2 separate regions of the Homo sapiens genome follow, and region 1 is linked to region 2. A link is a contact called in ENCODE Hi-C or POLR2A ChIA-PET data. All regions are on one chromosome and are shown on one strand. Each heading gives the region's core, a stretch centred on a gene start or an enhancer-like site at or near the end of the contact. The rest is flanking DNA. Distances are from core to core; before and after follow the strand shown. Region 1 overlaps MAMDC2 (MAM domain containing 2). Region 2 holds the start of MAMDC2-AS1 (MAMDC2 antisense RNA 1).

Region 1 (6,398 bases), core at 82-2,581, 55 kb before region 2:
AAAGGTTTGTGCTTTGTCTCTTCATACTTCACCTTTTTCTTCCCTACTTCTCCCTCTTACTGTACTGCTTCTGGCTGCTTCAGAGTTGGGAGGCAATGGGCAGGGTGGGGATGGAACAGAAAGGCAAAGGCTAGGGACAAAAGGTTTCACTTGCCTCTTGCTATTTAATCTAGAGTTGATGACCTTCATACAGCACATGGCCAAATTCTGGCATTCCTGTCATGGCCAATGGGGGATCCCACTTTAGTGTTGACAGACAGGGATGAGCAACTCTCTGGCTGACCATCTGTGAATCCTGCTTAGCTCATATAAGTCACGGTATGCCCTACCAGCTCCCTTCTAATGGAATTACCGCACTGGTAGGCAGTTCTCTTGAGAAGAGTCCTTTTAAGGTACTGTAGCCCAGCTGCCTTCTAAATTGCCCCCTCAAACTCTGGAAGTGCATTTCACTGGCAACAAACTCCTTTTTCTCTACTCTTCCCCTACGGGTCCCTATAGTCAGTTTTTTGCCTTTAGATGTATGCACCAGTGCCAGGCTCCATCTCTGCATCACACACACACACTCCAGTATCACTGATCAACCTTTTTCAAGAACTCTGATTACTTTCATCTCAAGGTCCAGAGCAACTGCAGAGCTCAGAAATTTCTGCTCAAAAGGGAGGGGATGAGGTTACATGGCAGTTTCCTTCCTCTACCTCTTCCATGAGTGGTTCGCTTAAGCCCCCTCCTTTAGATCAAGGTAAGAAAAGGGAAGCAATCCCCTTGCCTTCCCTGGAGAGGTCAAAAGGAAACACATAGCAGGGCAGCTCTAACCCAACTCTTTATAGAAACCCCATCTCCAATCTCTCTGATTCATCTCGAGCCTTCTCATATGCACAGGCTACAAGGGAGAGATGGGCTAACACTTGTAGAGCTGGGGTAGGTGCCAGGGGCTGCCACTTAACATATTGACAGTCTAGCACCACTCTTTAGAAAATAGAGGTTGTTGTCACTTATTGTTTGGGGCTTTGAGGTCTTAGCACAGATAGGAGAAGTCTCACGTAATATTCATTCATGCTTACGTCATCCTTGAAAGCTGTATAAAAAGACTAGAGTCTGACTTTATCATAGTAAGGGCCACCAAAACCCTTACAACTAAAGGCTTGTGAAGATAACTGTCAGACTCATAGGGTGGAAAAACATGCATCATAACTCATTATCTTTGGGTGCCGTCTGCTCACCATGGCAGCAGACCAGTGGGTATTTCCCTCTGGCATACATCTCTTCAGACCAGGTTGTCTGCCCTACTGGGGAGACAGCTTGTCCAGACAACCAGCAACACTGGAGCAGACAACACAACTGGAGTGCAAATGTGGCCAGCAGGGCGCATCACAGCTGAGTCAGAGGATGCCTCTGGCACCGCGGCCAAGCCAAGGGCAGTCTTAGGGGAATGCTGGTGAGCCAGACTGCTTGAAAATAAACATTCAGGAACCGCCTTTAAAGTTCTTTCCCTAATGCAAGGGGAAATGGCTGACTACCAGGGGCCACTGGTTCCACATGAAAAGTTCAGCTAATACAGAGGGCTGCTGCAAGAAAGGAACAGACAGCCTCTTCAGGAGCAAGTGTGCATACACCAGCACTGCAGGCTCCATCCCAGAAGGGGCCTGAGCACTGGCAGCATGACTGAGAACTGTGATCTTTCTTTCAACTGAATTTGAATTTTTTTTTTGCCTAGAAACCTCAGGCTCTTTGTGTATAATCCAGAATTAGGTAATAATAGATTGATTTTCACTCTGTGTATGGCAAAGCAGAACAGATTGTAGAGGAATGGCAATAAGCTTCTCAATTCTTAATCTTATGGGGGAACCCATTTCCCCCATATAACCTCTTTCGTTTTCAGTTCAAGTTGTAATACTTTAGAATCTCTGTGGCCTGCAGGGTATCCAGTGATTTGGCAGATTAAAGGATTCTGTCTACTTAAAGTCCATCTATACCTAGTTTCATCCTACTTGAATCTTAACGATCTGACAAAGGAAAAAAAAAAAAAAGCCTTTTCCAGAGGTTCTGGAAGCTCTAGAGCCCTATGCCAGATAGGAGTGTTGGGTTCATTGAACTAGGCAGGAAGATTCTCCTAATATCAGACACTGGACAAAATTTTCCAAGAACTCCAGGCTACCATCATTGTTTTTAGAAAGGAGAATACAATGGCACCTGCAGCCACCTACCCATTGACTCCTCTTCCTCAGAACAGATTGTATCTGATGACACACTCAGCCTGGTTTGGCTGTCATTCCTCCAGCCTCTTCTCCTGGGGCAGACACCTGAATGACAATTTCTGAATCACCCCTAACAGTTCAACTGAGATAGTAAACTCATGATGAGCTACCTTTTGTTCCCCAATGAGAAGCTTAATGTTGCTCAAATTGTCAGTAAATAGAACCCAGCTTTGGCAACAAATGAATGATGGAAAGAAAAAGGGTACAAGAGCATGCGGTCTAGTCTGGTGGTTCTGTATGAGACTTAGTGTCAGCAGTCTTGGTCTTATTCCCAGCAGCCTCTCTGACTCACTTTGGGCAGATCATGTTGTGTTTTCTGGATGCTTTTTGGATCAGAAATGTGACTGTGGTTCACTTGGCCTAGCATCCTGAGCACAAGTTGCTAGTGAGGCACTTTGGCTGCAAATGCACAAAATATTGTCCACACAGCAGGTGAGTTACTACCCTTTAAAGACAACTCTCAGATGTCCGTCATCTGCAAGGAAGATGAATTTACAACAAGGCTGGCTGTGGAAGCTGACACTAAGCTGGGACTAGGTGGGAAAGAGATTTCCTGGGAGAGATGGCTATGAAGGCTCTGAGGAGAAAGGAGCCAGAGTAGCTGGGGACAGGCCCAGTGTCCTTATGGGGCACAGCAGCCATAGTGCCTAGGAGCCATGGCATTTTTAGGGGTCCATGACAATATTTTAATTTTATTTATTTGAAAATTGGAAGGGTAAAATGAATATAATAATTTCTAGCCTACATCATATACCTCTTTATGCCAATGTAGTAATAAACTAAAATGTTAAGATTATTTTATTTATTTTTATTTTTTTTATGGAGGAATGAGCCCACAAAAGTCATAAAGATGCCCTGGGTAGGGAAAACTTTCAGCTCAGGACGCAAACCTGACCCCTGAGGAAGAGGAGAACCTGGGCCGATGGGAGCTGCTGAAGGGCCCCATGGCAGACAGAATGGCCTGCCCCTCTGCTATGCTTGGTCACTGCCTGGGAGCAGCCCAGAGTGGTGTGGTCTTGGTACAAACTCTCCTGCAGGTCCAAAGGTGAGGTGGCTGGAGACCCAGTCAATGATGGTTCCTTCAGCAAGTTCTCTTAAAGGGGATCTCTGTGGCCCCTGCAATTAGGTATCCAGGAAACAAAGTATTACACATACATTATAATACAAAGAATTGTAGCTCTCCTCCACTCAGTTCTCCCTGCTCATATCTCACAAAAAGATTCTGTTTCATTGGTAAGTCATGTTACAAAGAGCAATGAAGACTTCATCTCTGTCTTTGATATTCACATGAGTTCTTAGAGAACAGAAGCAGATTACAGAAGCTAACTGGTCATAGGCATTCTCCACTACTAGAATGTTCTCGTCAAGGCTTGCTGGCCACCAGGAGTGCTTTAGAGGGTTTCCAAGCTTGGGATATGGAGGAGTGACCTTCCCTCCATATCAGAGGTTCTTTGATTCTATCCAGTCTGTCATTCCGATTCTTCCTTTAAAATTCCTGCCCAGAGGTGGCAAAGTGGAGCCAACAGTGGTTTCCAGCCTGCAGATATGTTTATTTGGCGCATACAAAGTTTAAAAAAATATGGTGGGGAGTGTTAGGCGTTGAATTGTGCACAGTCAAAATTCAAATGTTGAAGTCCTAACCCCCAGGACTTAGAATGTGACCTTGCTTGGACATAGATGGGTGCAGAGGTCATTAGCTAAGATGAGGTCATGCTGGAGTAGGGTGGGCCTCCAATCCAATATGACCGCAGTCCTTATTAAAAGGGGAACTTTGGGCACAGAGAGAAATGTACACAGGGAGAATGCCATGTAAAGATAAAGGCAGAGGCCTTCAAGCCAAGGAATGCCAAAGATTGCCAGCACACCACCAGAAGCCGGGAGAGAGGCCCAGAACAAATCCTTCCCTCACGGCCCTGAGAAGGAACAATCCCTGCTGACACCTTGATCCTTGACTTCTGGACTCCAGAACTGTGAGGCAATACATGTGTGTTGCTGAAGCCTCCCACTTTGCAGTATTTTGTGACAGCAGCCCTAGCAAACCACACAGGAAGCATCCCTTAAAAATGGATAGATTTGCCGTGAAAACCTGAATTCCAGGCTAGGATGGGGAAAGCCTGCAGCATGGGGCTGGGTGCCGGGCATCCGCTGCAGTAGACCCTGCTCTCTCAGGGAGGCTGGAGAACATGGGGGTGAGGGGCCAGGCTTCTCACCCCAAGCCGGTTATTGCCGCATAAGAATATGGGCCTAGGACTATCAGATGTTTTTATTTTTCCAGATAAGCTTGATTTCTGTTTCTCGATGTGGGGGAAATATGATTTCAAATACTGGCTACTAATTTACCACTCTCTATTTTCTCCCTGACTCAATCAACTTCACTCATACACTTAATCTGGCTGCCTCCTCTGAGAATTTGAGTTTGTAATCTCTGTTTATTCACTGTTGTGTGGTTTGGCAAAACGATAAGGTAAACTATATTCAAAGAAGATTATTCAGGGGATTCAGGATGTTGAACAACTTGCCACCAGGAGAAAGTGAGCTTTGACCTGTCCATTTTTCCCTTCTGCCATGTTGAGATGAGGACCTTTCTGAGACCATGTCTGTACATTAAATAACCATGTGTTGAGAGCCCACCACATACCGGGCTATGTACTAGATACACAGTAAATGTCCAGTGTATAAATGCATATGCTCCTCCTAATATTTGTTTCTGCTCTGCTCTTCATAATGGAGAAAAGGTATTCTTTATTTCCTTATTTTATTTTTTGGAGACAGGGTCTTGCTTATCACCCAGGCTGGAGTACAGTGGTGTGATCATAGCTTACTGCAACCTTGAACTCATAGGCTCAAGTGATTCTCCTGCCTCAGCCTCCCTAATAGCTAAGACCAGAGGTGCATGCTACCATGCCCAGCTAATTTTAAGAAAGCTTTTCTGTAGAGACAGGGGTCTCACTATGTTGCCCAGGCTGGTCTCAAGTTCCTGGCCTCAAGCAATGCTCCCGCCTCAGCCTCCCAAAGTGTTGGGATTACAGGCATGAGTCACTGCACCTGGCCAGGAATTCTTATTAACCAGAAATTATGTCATGGAAATGAAGATATTAAGCTGTAATTATTCTGAGCTTGTAAACAGAAAGGGCATTCTGTTGAAGCTGCATTGAATAGCACTTCTTTGTCATCACTCAAATGAATTCAGAAAAAATTGCTAACAATGATAGCTTACCCTTTATACAAAACAGGCTATAGGGCAAGCATGGTTCTAGAATTGTGAATGGCGTTGTAATTGTTAGACAGCTACAATGTACCAGGCACACGCTAAGCACTTTACATACATGACTCCATGTAATATTCATTGCCTCTATGAGGAAAGTATTTGATTGTCATTCTAGAGATCAGGAAATTGAGACCCAGACATACTCAGAAACTTGTTCAAGGTCACAGGGCTAGTAAGAAGTGGAGCAGGATTCAACCTCATTTCTCTTCAATGCTAAGTCAAGGCTGTCTCCATTCTGCCACATGGTTTCTGTGTTTCACCAAGATGCCCCTAATGGAGGCCAGCCTCTGGGTCCAGAGCCCACAAAGACCTGCCAAGAGTGGTACCACACATTCACTCCTCCAAATTTCAGTGTCGATTGACTTGCATGCTATTAACAACACACAAATTGCCATATAGTTGGAATTCAAAATCTTAGTTTCACTCAAAAAACACATGGTGACATCTTGCATTAATTGTAAACATGTGCAGGAGGGTCTCTCCATGCCCTTTTAAGAATAGATGGTAAGCTTTGTCTTTGTGTGCTCTTCAGAGTCTTATGACTCAAATAAGGATTGGGAGGGAGTGGCTTCTCAGGTAATGTTCTATTTCTCTCCATGGGTGTGTTCAGCTTGTGAAAACTTAAGCACTTGACAGATGACACATCTACCTTTCTCTGTGTATATTTTACTTGAATCAAAAGTAAGGAAAGTAAAAGGAATGGTCTCATCCTGTATTTAGCAGAGTGCAATGAACCCCATGGACCCATCTCTCAGCTGCAACATTTCTCCATCCACTCATGGCCAAACCTCTGTCAGCTGTAACTCATCCACTTCCTCCTCACCATTCCCACTGGATTATTTAGAATGCAGAATCACACCATTTCGCCTGAACCT
Region 2 (6,603 bases), core at 2,772-5,271:
TAAGAAAGTTTACAAATTTGTGTTAGGCCATATTCAAAGCTGTTCTGGGCCACATGCAACCTGTGGGCTGCAGTTTGGACAAGCTTGATCTAACTCAAGATAAGCCTATGGAATAATTACCACAGAACCACCTCCAGTAAAACCTGTTTAATTGGCTAAACATGGTAGAATGTAATAATGAACAGCTTTATTTTTTCTATCATTCTTCAAACATAAAGATCCTCTTTTCCCCATGCCTTGGCAAATCCCTTAGCTTCCCAGTCCTGTTGAGACATTAGAACAATTAGATATTCAGGTATGTCAAAAGTCCAGTTCAAATCAAAACTTCCATTTCTCATTCAACTGAATCTTCTCTCTTTCCCTCAGCTTGGGCCTGACTCATAGTTTGGAAGGATAAAGGAAGAAACAGTCTATTTTTTCATTTTCTTTGTTTTACCTCCCCTCCTGCCCCTCATCTTCATGACTTTTTAATCAGGGAAGGTGGAAGATGGATTAAAAGAAAGGAACTTTAAAAATATTTGGTGCTATTTAAAGTGATCTCTTAGCTATTGAATGTCCTTTGTTATGACAGATGTCTAAATGCTGGCTCTTTCAGGAGCCTCTGCATCTTACCATTTCTGGCAATGTTCTCACTGGCTAACCCTCTGAGACCACCCGCTTCCCTTAGTACTTGCACTACAGAATACAACCCACATAGATTTTTCTGTTTGGGTTCCTCCTGGAAATTTTTCCTTGGGTTCTTTCTGGAACAGTTGTTTCCAGCCACCTTGCTAGTGAGTGTCCATTTGGCCTCAATAGTGATGCACTCCTGCCTAAGAAGATATGCAGCTTGGTCCTACTGCTGACCTCTTTTCTTGCTGCTTCAGCAGATTCTGGGACAATGTTGCTTCGGTAAAGGATGCTGTTGAAGAGATTTAGCATTGGCCCAAAGGCAGACCAGATGCTCACTTTCAGCATTGAGTGAAGGATGCTAAGGTGGTTCCTTATGTGTGAAGCTATCTCTGGAAAGATATCAGGATGTTAAAAATATAACTAGAAAGGCCTATATGTATTAGGACTATTCTAAAAGCTTATAACAGAAAATACAACTCAAACTGACTTAAGTGAAAAGAAAATCCTTTTTTGGACTTTGTTACAGAAAGAGACTACTGTGGGGTTAGCTTCAGGCACAGCTTGATGCAGGGATTAAAACTGTGTCCTCAGGAGCCAGTTTCTCTCTCTCTTTCTCTTTCTACCTCTTTGAGCTGGTTTTTCTGGGTGGGCTCCAATCTAGACAGGATCTCCTGTCATGGCAACACAGTGGCTGTAGCAACTGCAGTCTCATGGGCCTTTCAACATTGAATCTAGCGGAAAGTGAAAACTCAGACAAAAATACCCAAACTGAATCTCATTGGCTCTGATTGGAAATGTCTTGAGGGCATAGTACTATAAAGGTCATTTTTGATTCCCCACAGAATTTAGTATTCTGTCTTATACACAATAGTTGCTCAAAAATGCCTATGGAATGAATGAATGAATGAATGCACAAATGAATAAATGAATCTATAAACCTTCACTGACACATTTAATAATAACTAACCAATTAATTATTGAGACCCTAGAAAATCGGATGGTGGAAAGGTATCTATTTATTGCAAGAGGATTGAAGTCAAGAATGAATCAGTTTTAGCTAGAGTCTATTGTAGTCTAGATGTTATGTGTATGTGTATTTTTCTTGAGAAGGTTGATAGTTTTTCTTCCTTTTGTCAGGTATAGCAGTAAGAGATCTAATAAGAGGTACAACCAAAGAGAACTATGTTATGGTAGACTACTACAGGGAATTCTGTGGGTAATGAAGACTGTGGAATGCCTTAGACATGGAAGAGAAGACATAGAAAAATAGCACTGAAGGGAAGGAGTCCCTGAAAAGGGCAAGGAGAGACACCAGGCCAGGTTATAACAAACCCAGGAACTTAGGGCATCAGGACAACCTAAGGTTTCCCATTCACTAAGTAAGGTTCCCATTCACCTTGAGAAAGTTACTTAAAATCTCTAAGTCTCAGTTCTGTCATCTAGAAAATGAGAATAATCATAACCACTTACCTATTTTCCTAACTTCACAGGGTGGTTGAATTTAAAAACTGAAAGGCTTTGGGATTAGACTGCCTAGGTTCAAATCTTAGTTCTACCTTTAACCTCTCTAAGCCTATTTTCTTTATCTTTGTATTAAGAATAATTAATACCTACCTCACAGACTGTGGTGAGGTTTAAATGAAACAAGATATAAAACATACTTAGAATAAGACCTGGCATATGACAATTAATTATTGCTCTATTATTCATTTACTCCTTCATTCAGCAAATAGCTATTGAGTGTCTACTATGTGCCAGGTACTGTTTTAGGTACTCATGAAACACAGATGAACAAAACAGACAAGCATTTACCCTCACGGAACTTCTAGTAGAGGAGACAGACAAGAAATATTAAGCTTAATTATAATTATGCAGTATTTTAAAAGGCGATAATTGCTACAGAAATAAAAATGGAGCAGGTGAGGGAGTTAGGGAATCGAGAGGAGAATGTGGGTGGAGTTAACTAATGTAAATAGAAGAGTCACAACGAAGCCCATTGGAAGGTAGCCTTGAAAAGAGTTGAGGTAGCTCACCAAGAGCATATCTGGAAAGCAATGTTCCAGGTAGAGGGGACAGCCATTGCAAAGCCCCATAAGTGAAAGCATGCTCAGTGTGTCCTAGGAACAGCAAGGCGGCTGGTTTAGCTATAGCCTAGTGAGCTAGGGAGACAGTGCTAGGAAATGACCCAGAGAAATAATGGTAGGCCAGCTCATGGAGGACCTTGTAATTAATTAGAAGGGCTTTGGATTTTTTTTTTTTTTTCCGAGATAGAGTCTTGCTGTGTCGCCCAGGCTGGAGTGCTGTGGTGTGATCTCAGCTCACTGCAACTTCCACCTCCCGGGTTCAAGCAATTCTCCCTGCCTCAGGCTCCCGACTAGCTGGGATTACAGGTGCCCGCCACCATGCTCACTCATTTTTGTATTTTTTAGTAGAGACAGGGTTTTGCCGTGTTGGTCAGACTGGTCTTGAACTCCTGACCTCAGGTGATCCATCCACCTTGGCCTCCCAAAGTGCTGGGATTATAGGCATGAGCCACTGTGCCCAGCCAGGACTTTGGATTTTACTTTATTTCAAATGGAAAGTCACTAGAGAGTGTTGAACTTAGGAGAGAAGCGATCTGATCTAATTTTATAAGGATTGCTCTGGCTACTGTGTTGAGGAAAGACTAGGCGTGCAAATGAAGCAAGGGTGAAATCAAAGAGCCCTGTTAGAGGCTACTGCACATAACCCAGGTGAACAATGATGGTAAATTTGACTATGATAGTGGATTTGACTATGATGGCACATTTGACCAGCAACCATGGATTGAACTGTGTATTAGCAATGAGGGTGGTGATAAGTGGTCAAATCCTGGATATATTTTGAAAGCCAAGCCACAGAATTTCATGATGGATTAGATGAGTATAAGAGAAAGAGCAACGTTCTGAGTAGCCTGATAAAACCTTGCTTGTGTTCAAGAAACCCTTATTCTACTGAAAAATGGCAAAGTGTAAGGGTAGTGATGCTAGCATATTGTTATAATTGTCTTATTTTATTATTCCTTGTTAATCTCTTACTTGGCCTAATTTATAAATTAAACTTCATCATAAGTATGTATGTATAGGAAAAAATATATAGTATACATAGGGTTCAGTAGTATCAGCAGTTTCAGGCATCCACCAGGGATCTTAGAACATATCCCTCAAGGATAAGGGGGAACTACTGTAGTTTGCCAGGGCTTCCATAACAAAATATCCCAGACTGGGTGGCTTAAACATTAGAAATTTGTTTTCTCACAGGTCTGGCAGCTTAAAGTCCAAGATCAAGATGTCGGTAGGGTTGGTTCCTTCTGAAATTTCTCTCCTTGGCTTGCAGATGGCTGCCTTCTTGCTTCACATGGCCTTTCCTCTGTGCCAGTGCACCCCCGATATGTATCTTCTTGTAAGTTCACCAGTCATAATGAATTACAGCCCACCCTAACAATCCCATTGTGACTTAATTACCTCCTAAAAGGTTCTATCTCCAAATACAGTCACATTCTAGTACGTGGGTTAGGGCTTCAACATACCTCTTTGGAGAAGACACAATTGAACCCACTCCCAGGATTTAGGGCAATGGGTTGAACATTGAAGGAACAGGGTAAACTCTTAAGTTAAATGGCTGACAACCAAGCCCTGTCCTGCTCCTCATGTCATTATGCTAAAATAATGTTATAGTCTGAGCTTGCTTGACTAGTAGACCATGTCCTACCTTCTCCTCATAAATACACAGTCTATGAAAATCTAACAAAAGCACATATAGTAGATATTAAATTGCTCCTAATTCTACTCCTGTATTTACATTATTTCTGGGTTATGTGGACACACTTTAGCTAACATAGTATTGCTTTGTCTAAAGAAAATAATTTGGTTGTGTTTGCTTTGTCTTCTTAAAAACTTTGAAAGATGCTTCAGCTGCCTCGGGTTATACTTCATAGCAAAAATAGAGTGCATGTTATTATATGAATATATTGTGGAAAATTTTGAATGCACAAACTTAGTGTGTTCAACATTTATTTTGAGTGAATATTTGACATATTAAATAAAACTCTCTGGTGCACAACACAGAAAATTCTGATTTTTAAAGTAAATTTTTTCTAGGGCCTGCCTTCTTTATTCTCTGTTTCATTTGCTTCAATATAGATTTTCAAAAATTTCTCAAGACACCTTCCACTTTTCTAACTAACTCTTTTACCACTTATATCTTTTTATTCCCATGTACAACAATGTAAATAAGAAAAACAAGTTTTGCTACACTGTGCCCAGGGTACCTACAAATATAGCATTAGGTTGAAGGTGTTTTGTTCTTGTTCTTGAAATTACTTTAATAACTAATTTTCTAGGGAAATATAATATCAGTGATTATTTACAGTAGTTCCCCCTTATCTGCAGGGCATATGTTCCTCGATGCCTAGTGGATGCCTGAAACCAAAGGCAGTATTAAACCCTATATACAATATATTTTTCTCATACATACATACCTATAATAAAGCTTAATCTATAAATTAGGCACAATAAGACACTAACAATGACCAATAATAGAATAATTACAATATATTGTTCTCAATTTCACAGACAGAAGATTTGTTCCTACTGTAGATCTCAGCAACCTCAGATTTTTCCTTTCCTTGTTAAGTCACAACCTTTCACCTTTTCACTTGAAGCACTTTATGGCTTCTCTTTGCCATATCTAAACTGTCAGCATCACTACTCTTGCACTTTGGGGCCATAATTAAATAAAATAAAGGTTACTTGGACACAAGATCTGTGATACTGTGACAGTCAGTCTGATAACAAAGATGGCTAAGTGACTCACAGGCAGAGAGTGTAGACAGCATGGAGACATTGGACAAAGAGATGATTTGTGTTCTGCTTGGGACAGAGTGGAACAGTGGAAGATTTCATCATGCTACTCACAACAGAACATAGTTTAAAACTTATGAATTGTTTATTTCTGGAACTTTCCATGTAATATTTTTGGGCCACAGCTGACTGTGGGTAACCGAAACCATGGAAGGCAAAAACAGATAAAGGGGGCACTACTATATTGGACATTTACCACGTGTAGGCACTGCGCTAGGAACCTCAACATCCTTTCCACAACCTGTAAGGTAAGTGAAAGTTCCCACGTTTTGCAGGAGGAAGCTGAAGTTTAGGGAAGTTAAGTGCCTTTCCAGGGCCAGCACTTACTGGTGGAGCAGTAACTGGTGGAGCAAAGACTTAATCTCACATTTGTCTGGTTCTAATGGCTATATATTCTGCCTACACTGCCTCACTAGGGTTTCCAAACCTACATGCTACTAAGAGACCACACATGGCCTGGAACAGCTGTGACAACTTATATGTGAAAAGCACAGTTTTTCATAAACCAAAGACCCTTCACACCAAAGCAGAGTGTCTTCTCCTAGAAAATACAATGATTGGTATTTTGGAACATTCCTAGAAATTGATCCAGCAGAAAACATCTAAACTTTTTCTGATCTATTTCTAGTGTCTGTATAACAATGTTGTCAGTGTAACCCCAGGGCTGTAGGCCACACACTTATTATGTATCCTACACCCCACAAAAGAGTGGTTTTCCTTTGTCCTAGCCTCTAATGGTGTGAGCTCAATGTGGCTGATGTATTGGCACTCAGATTGCAATGTGACAAGGGTTACTGTCTCAATCCATTTTGTGCTGCTATAACAGAATGGCTGAACTGAGCAATTTATATAGAATGGAAACTTATATCCTTACAGTTCTAGGGGCTGCAAAGTCTAAGATCAAGGTTCTGATATCTAGTGAGAGCCATCTTGCTACATCATCCCATGGTGGAAGGGGCAGAGAGAGGGTAAGGGAAAGAGCAAGAGGGAACCAAACTCATCCTTTAACAAGGAACCTACTCCCATGATAATGGCATTAATCCATTAACAAGGGCAGTGCCCCCATGACCCAAACATCTCCCATTAAGCCCTACCTTTCGACACCACTGCA

Evidence for each region. Hi-C counts contacts between places; a loop is a spot of excess contacts on that map. ChIA-PET counts read pairs that join two places held with the same protein, here RNA polymerase II (POLR2A). Pooled maps may share reads with other maps.
Region 1: a loop to region 2 is called in a map of astrocyte of the cerebellum, with 5 times the contacts of the local background. The contact joins the enhancer-like site here to the promoter of MAMDC2-AS1 in region 2. A Hi-C loop is called at or near these places in 6 of 168 maps with a recorded cell type or tissue (PC-9, astrocyte of the cerebellum, chondrocyte and 3 more) and 1 of 50 pooled maps. POLR2A ChIA-PET finds 5 or more read pairs at or near these places in 2 of 52 experiments (AG04450 and PC-9).

What each region holds. Positions count from the first base shown.
Region 1 is chr9:70,119,705-70,126,102 of GRCh38, forward strand. The region is part of intron 5 of MAMDC2 (MAM domain containing 2); the gene reads left to right. Among named protein-coding and RNA genes, the nearest start is that of MAMDC2-AS1, 53 kb to the right of the region's middle. Within about 2 kb of position 1,332, at least 9 of the 41 ENCODE cell types and tissues checked have a DNase peak (open chromatin) inside an H3K27ac peak, as active enhancers do; they include gastrocnemius medialis and heart right ventricle, where a contact is called at or near this core.
Region 2 is chr9:70,171,867-70,178,469 of GRCh38, forward strand. It overlaps MAMDC2-AS1 (MAMDC2 antisense RNA 1), which reads right to left and starts at 4,022. Exons shown (of 4, transcript NR_040076.1): 1 at 3,889-4,022. The region is part of intron 11 of MAMDC2 (MAM domain containing 2); the gene reads left to right.